Linked DNA regions of Homo sapiens: region 2 is linked to region 1. Evidence: read pairs that join two places in POLR2A ChIA-PET (ENCODE). Cell type or tissue: GM12878. All regions are shown on one strand.

Region 1 (4,000 bases):
CTTGAGTTAGATTAGCAGATGGTTTTCATTCACCATTAAACTAGTTTCTACCAATTTTTCAAAATACATATTACAGAGTATTTATTTATCATTCGTTGATATTTTGATGTCCCTCCAGATTCTATTGGCAGTTGTATCATTTGTTTTCTTCTCTTGAGAAAATTCCAATAATAATAATATAGCAACAAAAGCCTAACATTTATTGAGCACTTGCTATATACTAGGGAGTGTTTTACGTGCTTTACACATATTTCGTTTCTGTCTTGCAGTAATCATATGAGATAGGTGCGATTACCTAATTAACAGTGGAGGAAACTGAATCCCAGAGGGCTAACTTGCCCAGAGTAATGCAGCTAAGAAGTAGAAGAATGGAGCCAGTAGTCTCTAAACCACCTTCCCGATCCGCCTCCTCGTAGTTGTTTTAAAGGACAAAACATTAAAATGTCATTCTTTTTCTTAGGACTTTATAAGAGGGAGAGAGCTCCCAGGGAACTTCAGTGTTTTTCTTGTTTGTTTTAATTATTCTATTTAAATGGTTCCTAGACATAGGTTTTTATGATCCAGTGGTGCTTGCTGAGGAAAATCTTATTATGTAACCGCCCTTTTCCTGAGCCTTCTTGCCCTCCTGGATACAGATGTTTTGCTTTTTATTAAACTTACTTGTGATCATGTAATTGAGCTGCTATAATAATAGCTTTCAGAGTGAAAGAGCAATTGACCTTTTAGCAGTAAGCACTCCCAATTTTCCTGGAAAGGCACTTTGTCATGTATGATTGGAATGAGATTGTAATGGTCCCAGAACAATTACATTTAGCAGACATTTGTTCTACAGCTGTCATATGCCAGGCAGTGTTCTAGGTTACCAGAGTGAATAAGACAGACTATGATCCCTGCCTTCCTGTAGCTCCAAGTCTAGGTGGTTAGCCATGACTCAGTCTTACTCCAGACATAAGTGGAACTTTTGCATGGTGAATGGCTTTTTGCAGGGATGAAGCTTGGAAATTTGGCAGACCTGGAGGGACAAAGCAGACACACACCTGCAGTTTTAGGGGGTGTGACCAGTACTGTAGTGCCAAATGAGTCTTCAGTGGACCCTAAGCAAAGCCATTCAGAATCATCAACAAAAATGGGTTTGCGGAAAATCAAGATCCGTTCTACTTCCTCCCACAAGAGACTGAAAGCAATAATAGAAAACAGAAGCTACTATAGAAAAGTGTTATAAGGTGAAGAGTAAGTTATTGCAAAAAGAATTTTTAAAATATTAAAAAATAAAGAGAAAAGTGTTTTGATAGTCTATTATTCATCTCTTCTCCCTTATCTTGGTGCCTTCACCTGCAATTCTGTAGGTTTCTGGTAGCCTCCAATTGGTCATCAACCCAGGCCTTTCCCCATCATCATCAGCAACACAAATTCTAGACCCATACTTAAAGAGCTGTAAGTACATTTAAAGCTATTGCAGCTCTACCAGGTAAAATTGTGGGAGAACATACAAAAGTCTGAGGAGCTCCCCCTGCTGACATTGTAGCAGACCACTAGCTCTGTGTAGTCACAGCAACTGAAATGATGGAAATGAAGCTGAGTGCCTACCGTGGACCAGGTACTGTCTTTCCCACGTTATCTCTTTTCATCTTTGCAACAACCCTGTGAGGTAGGTGGTAGCATTTCCATTCTGTAGGGAAGAAAACTGAGGCTCAGAAAGTTATGTCACTTGCCCAATATCACTGTGAGAGGCTGACCTGGAATTTTAAACCGGGTCTTCCTGACTCTTAGAAGAGTTCTGTTCTGTCGTCTGTGCCATGTTTTGTTTGAGTTCAAGTAGGGAATATCTGCCAAAAGGTTCTTAAGCTTATAATATTTTTCTGCATGTTTGAGGCCTCATAAAAGTGAAATAAGAAGCTTGGCATTTGACAGCTTCCTGGTAATTACTGGAAGAACAAAAAACTTCTGAGGAATAGGGGCCTGGGTAATGTGGGGTATTAGCTGTCTGTCCTGCATAATCTTTTTGACTTTCATCCTAATGAGCATCTGCTCCTAGCAGATGTGGACCTGATATACTTAATTTACTGTTTTGATTAAAATCAATGGGAAGTGTCAGGGTTTTCTTGCTCCTAGCCACAGGTCATTACGGCCTGGTCCAGTGTCTTGAGCAAGAGATGGCTTTGTGCCCAGTTATCCTAATTTCTCTTATGACTCCTTCTTCTTCTTTTTAAATATAAAAAAGAAAAACTGGCCAGGTGCGGTGGCTCACGCCTGTAATCCCAGCACTTTGGGAGGCCGAGGCAGGTGGATCATGAGGTCAGGAGATTGAGACCATCCTGGCTAACGTGGTGAAACCTCATCTCTACTAAAAATACAAAAAATTAGCCAGGCATGTAGGTGAGAATTGAACAATGAGAACACGTGGACACAGGAAGGGGAACATCACACACCGGGGCCTGTTGTGGGGTGGGGAGAGCGGGGGAGGGATAGCATTAGGAGGTATACCTAATGTTAAATGATGAGTTAATGGGTGCAGCACACCAGCATGGCACATGTATACATATGTAACAAACCTGCACGTTGTGCACATGTACCCTAAAACTTAAAGTGTAATAAAAAAAAAAATTAACCGGGCGGTTGCGGGCGCCTGTAGTCCCAGCTACTCTGGAGGCTGAGGCAGGAGAATGGCGTTAACCTGGGAGGCGGAGCTTGCAGTGAGCCAAGATCTCGCCCCCGCACTTGGGCGACAGAGCAAGACTCCGTCTCAAAAAACACAAAAAAACAAAAAAACCTTTTTACTGAACGGTGTCACTTCTCAGTACGACTTCTTTGACCTATTACTTTTTTGGGAGTGTGTTGTTGAATTTTCCCATATTTTGAATTTCCCAAATTTCCTTCTGTTGTTCTCTTATTTAATTTGATCATGGTCTGAGAACATACTTTGTGTGATTTTATTCATTTTAATTTTATTGGAACTTGTTTTATGGCTTAGTATATAGGCTCTTCTAGAGAGTGTTACCCATGTGCTTGAGGAGAATGTGTATTCTGCAGTTATTTAGTGGAGTGTCCTGTAGATGTCGGTTAAATCTACTTGGTCAATATTATTGTTCCAGCTTTGTATATCCTTGCTGATTTTCTATCTAGTTTGTCAGTTATTGAGAGTGGGTATTGAAATCTCTATTATTATTGAATTGTGTATTTTTCCCTTCAATTTTGTCAGTTTTTTTTTTTGTTTTGTTTTGTTTTTTTGAGACAGAGCCTCGCTCTGTTGCCCAGTGATGCAATCTCAGCTCACTGCAACTTCCGCCTCTTGGGTTCAAGCGATTCTCCTGCCTCAGCCTCCTGAGTAGCTGAGATTACAGGCGTGTGCCCCCAGGCCTGGCTAATTTTTGTATTTTTAGTAGAGATGGGGTTTCACCATATTGGCCAGGCTGGTCTTAAGCTCCTGATGTCAAGGGATCTACCTGCCCCAGCTTCCCAAAGTGCTGGAGTTACAGGCGTGAGCCACTGCATCTGGCCCAATTTTGTCAATTTTTGATTAATGTATTTTGTGACTTTGTCATTAGGTGCACATATGTCTACGACTGATATGTGTTCCTGATGAATTAACTATTTTACCATTGTCCCTCTCTGTCTAGTAATATTTTTTGTCTTAAAGTCAATTTTTTCTTATATTAATATAGCTACTGCAGTTCTTTTATGGTTGTTGATTACATGAGATATCATTTTCCATCCTTTTACTTTCAGCCTGTTTAGCTCTTTGAATCTGAAATGTGTATCTGGTAGAAAGCATATGATTGGAGCTTGTTTTTTATCTAGTCTGACAATCTCTGCTTTTTGATTGTTTAGTCCATTCACATTTAATATTATCATTGATATAGTTGGGTTTTTGTCTGCCATTTTACTGTTTGTTTTTTGTATTTCTGATGTTTTTATTCCTCTGTTCCTTCTTTACTGACTTCATTTGTATTAAATGGGTATCATCTAATGTGTCTTTTAAATTCCTTTTTTGATTTTTGAA
Region 2 (4,000 bases), 53 kb after region 1:
CAAGTGATTACCCTGCCTTGGCCTCCCGTAGTACTGGGATTACAGGTGTGAGCCCAGCCTGATTCTGTGTTTTACTGATGAGTTCAGCAACCACCAAGTTGATTTATGTGAATTGCATTTAACCTTTTCCTGGAGTTAGGCTAAAGATCTTGCCACCTGCTTCTCTCACTTGAGATTTGAGATTAGTGTTTAGAAGTTTATGAATAAGGCCTCATGCATAAATAATTTTGAAATTGCTTTCCTGAAAAAAGTGGCACATTAGATTCACTATGATTTTTAAGAGTGAACTCTTACTGGGTGAATGGAATTGGTCACTAGGCTGTCCTGTCAGAATAGGCCTTAAGAAACCCGGCGGATGAGTGGTGTGGGGCAGGCGATACCACAGGGGATATAGTGCCTTCAGGGAGTGTTTATGGGTCATCTGGAGCTCTGTACAGGCCTTATTCTGAAATCCAGGGGGCTCAGAGATAGCCAGGAGGAAATTTTTCTGCTGATTTAACCCCCCTTGGGTTTTCCAAATCGGTATCTAATGCATTTGCAAAGGCACTGCAACTGCTAATTGCTCCCGTGGCCTCATCTGGCCAGCCAGCAACAGGCTACAAATCGATCTTTGTACAAGGTGTTTGTTTATAATTTATGGAGCTGATAGGAAGGCAGAGCCATCTGCTCCTCCAGGCATCAGTATTTCTAACCCCTCCCATTCCCTGCTAGGGCATTTTCACTTGGAAATCATTTCTAATTGGGAGGAGATTACATTGCAGAGTCTGGAACATGGCTTCCTGCTGTCTCCTGCATTGTTTTTTCTCCCTCCGGAGCTGCCCCCTGAAGTTCTAGAGCAGTTTTGATTTGAAAATCCTTTCTTTCCTAATCTTTATTTCCATTCTTCACTGCCCAGCTAAATACCCCATCATTTTTTTCCAATATGTTTTTTGCCTTTAAGTGAAAGCCAGTTGCTGGAGATGCATCTCCCAGACTAAGGATTATTTGACAAGGTCGCATTTCTCAGGTGTAGTCCCAGTCCGGCAACATCAGAGACACCTGGGAATTTGTTAGAAATGCAAATTCTCAGGCCCCGTCCCAGCATTCTGTGTTTTAATATGCCCTCCTGGTGAGTTTGATACGTGTTAAAGTTTGTGTGCTGCTGGGGTCACACAAGGTATGGAGCACCACAAAGACTTCTAATGGTGTGTAAGCTATAGCCGGTGTCTTCGGCTATATTTTACTTCTCCCTTTTCTCTCTACCTTATATTATTGTTGAATCCAAAAAGGATGAGTTAGTTGTTCTTTGTCATTAGTACATTACTTTCCTGTGGCCTAAATAAACAAGTAATTGAGATCCAAGAAATCTCTTCCTGTATGAATTAACTCATCAAAATTTCAGCCTTACGAGAGGAAGCTGCACAAGTGAATGGAAGCAGTGACACTTATTGTAACTGAACATTTCCTTTTCCACATGTGAAATTAATAGACAACAAACAGCAAATGTGAGAATGAAATTGTAAACAGAACCCAGTGCAATGGAGCTACCAAATCACTCTATGCCACCACATCCCATTAGGGTAGAAGTGAAACCCCAGATCATGAGCTGCAAAATTTCTGAAACTGAATATGCTACCGGAGAAGCTGTTACAATTTTCAGCATTCTCTTTTCGTTTGTCCTTTGCATATCTCTGTGAGCTCATTGCAGTAGCCAGGAAGAGTTATGAAGTTGGGTGGAGTCAGGGGAGAGGGCAGAATTTGGGAGATAGCTATTGACTTGGAATCGTCATCATATAATACAAATGCAAGCACAGTGGCCTGGATTTGAGGCTGACGAAATGCTTTTTGTCCATATGCCCAGTTTTTAAGGGGTTTTAGAGCCAAGCTTTCCAGAAGAAGGAAAATCTTACTTGTACTCTCCTCTGCACACCTTGTCTCCGTAAGCAGTTAAATGCTTTTTTGTGTGTTGGTGATGAGTTTTGAGGGTTACTATAGCCTTCTAGGTGTTTGACCAAAATAAACGTTAACACACACGAGCTGGATCTATGTAACAGCAAGATAGGAAAGTCTACTTTAATAACATACCCAACAGACATTTTCGAGACATTAAATGTAGATAAAATGGTAACTGTTCAAAGCTGTCTTAAAGCCCATAGAGTCTCATCTCCTTTCCTATTTAGGTTCATGTACTACTTAACATTTATGATTTCTTTATTTTCTTTCTCTCCCTGCTTTTGGTGGTTAGAGTGTAAATTGTTAGTTTCTGTTTATTTTTCTGAGCATTGTCAGCCTCAGAGTTAGAAAACCAAGATGGTCTCACTTCTGAAACTTCTCCCAGTTCCTTTGGTTCTATATCCCCAGCTGGATTCATGTGTTGATCCAGAAAAGGAGAGGGATATTGCCGTGTTTTGTTTTTGTTTTTGTTTTTGTTTTTGTTTTGGCAAAGGGCTTGGGACCCTGAGTAGTAAGTAGCAGACGGTCCCAGTGCTAATTAGATAAATCTAGCCTTACAGGCTAGACCAGATGGTGGGTTGGGAGTTGAGCAGTAGAAAGGCCTAATGGTGATAGCAGTGAGTATTTGGATATCATTATTTTATTAGTTAGCAAACAGAACCATCCTTGTGGTCCCTCTTCGGTTTTATGTGTAATGGTGCTGTAGGTGTCAGCCCCCGAGTTGGCACAATAGCCTAATCAATGTATTCTAATGCCTTTTTTGATATACACTGTCATCTCATTAGCAACACACAGGGAAAGGAGAACAAATAGAGTTTTACAAATCACTCTTAAGTATCAGATCACATAAGCCTGGGGGCCTCTGAAAGAGCAATTCCTTGTTTTGTTTTCCTTGAGGTAATTTCCTAGGGAAACTTGCCCTTGACTTTTTTTGGATTACTGCAGTAGATCACCTGGACTCTGGCGAGGGCAGCTGAGCTTGGCTTTTAAAAAATTACCACAATGCCTCTGACAGTGGACATCTCCTTCAAATAAGAGAAACAGTGAAAAGTTTTTTTGCTTGAGGTATATCTACATGAGACAAAGCCCTGATGAGCTTGGTCTGTTTGAATGTGTTGTGCTGTTCTGCCCGGGCCCATGATGTGGGCACTCTTGTTCTATGCTCACATCAAGGGTAAGCCACTTCTTCCTGGCAGGGAATCACACGGTGGGACTCAGAGGGATTCAAATGAAAACCGAAACAAGGCCTATAGGCACAGTGCCAGTTAACATCTCATTGGTGCTGTTGTGTGGAGTGGATGCTCCTCACCAACAGACATTCCTCCACCCTCAGATCTTGCCACCTTACCAGGCTGAGCCTGCTGCCTGCCTGACCCTGCAGTTTGTTCTCAGGAGCTGCAAAGTGCAGACTAGGGCTGTCATGGACATTGGCATAGAGCATAGTGGGAAATGAAAAGAGCCCTGGCCATCCAGCCGCAGCTGGGCTTTGTTCTGTTTCCTCTCTTGGTAGAGTTAGAGATTAGTATTAGCAAGGAGCTGTTCCAGAAAACTGGTCTCTAGATGTTCCAGTTCTCTTTCTCTTAAATGAGAAAGTAAGATACAAATTTATGAAATGACTTTCTTCTCCAAGGTCACATAACAGGTGTTGAATAGGATTCCTGCCCCAAGAAAGCTCTACCTGTATCATCTTTTTCTTGGAACCAGTGGGTTTGCATTTTCATTTATCTTGGTTTTGATCTCTGGGACAATAACAGCTGTTAAATGGCTCTCTAGGAATAATTTTTAATAACTTTTTCCTTATCTAATCTCTCAAGCGGTATTTCCTAAATGTGAACTAAGACTCAGCAGGTGGTTGTGGTGGTGTTGACTATCCTATAGTTTCCTGCTAAGGTGGGAGAAGAGACATACTTTTCTTGCCTCCTGTGTTTTGTTCATTTGACATTTTAGTTTGAATGAGAAGGTATTCTTTAGCATTTCTAGACAAGGTTCAGGCCCTTAGGAAGTCCCTAAAGTTTCTTGGCCCCAGAATTTTTACAGTATCAACTCCAAAGTTTCTTATCCTCTTTTC

The links. Peaks named below come from ENCODE experiments on the same cell type or tissue, not always from the same donor. Only the 100,000 strongest peaks of a DNase experiment are listed, where the experiment ranks them.
Region 2: POLR2A ChIA-PET joins it to region 1 with 8 read pairs; 8 of 35 experiments call an interaction of 5 or more read pairs at or near these places.

The regions. Positions count from the first base shown.
Region 1 is chr11:46,487,672-46,491,671 of GRCh38, reverse strand. The region is part of intron 11 of AMBRA1 (autophagy and beclin 1 regulator 1); the gene reads left to right. Among named protein-coding and RNA genes, the nearest start is that of MIR3160-1, 38 kb to the right of the region's middle. In GM12878, a CTCF peak has its summit at 1,504 (motif pointing left); a DNase peak (open chromatin) is centred at 1,510; H3K27ac peaks cover 800 bases.
Region 2 is chr11:46,435,056-46,439,055 of GRCh38, reverse strand. The region is part of intron 12 of AMBRA1 (autophagy and beclin 1 regulator 1); the gene reads left to right. Among named protein-coding and RNA genes, the nearest start is that of MIR3160-2, 15 kb to the left of the region's middle. In GM12878, no CTCF peak of the experiment used is centred here; DNase peaks (open chromatin) are centred at 1,555 and 3,201.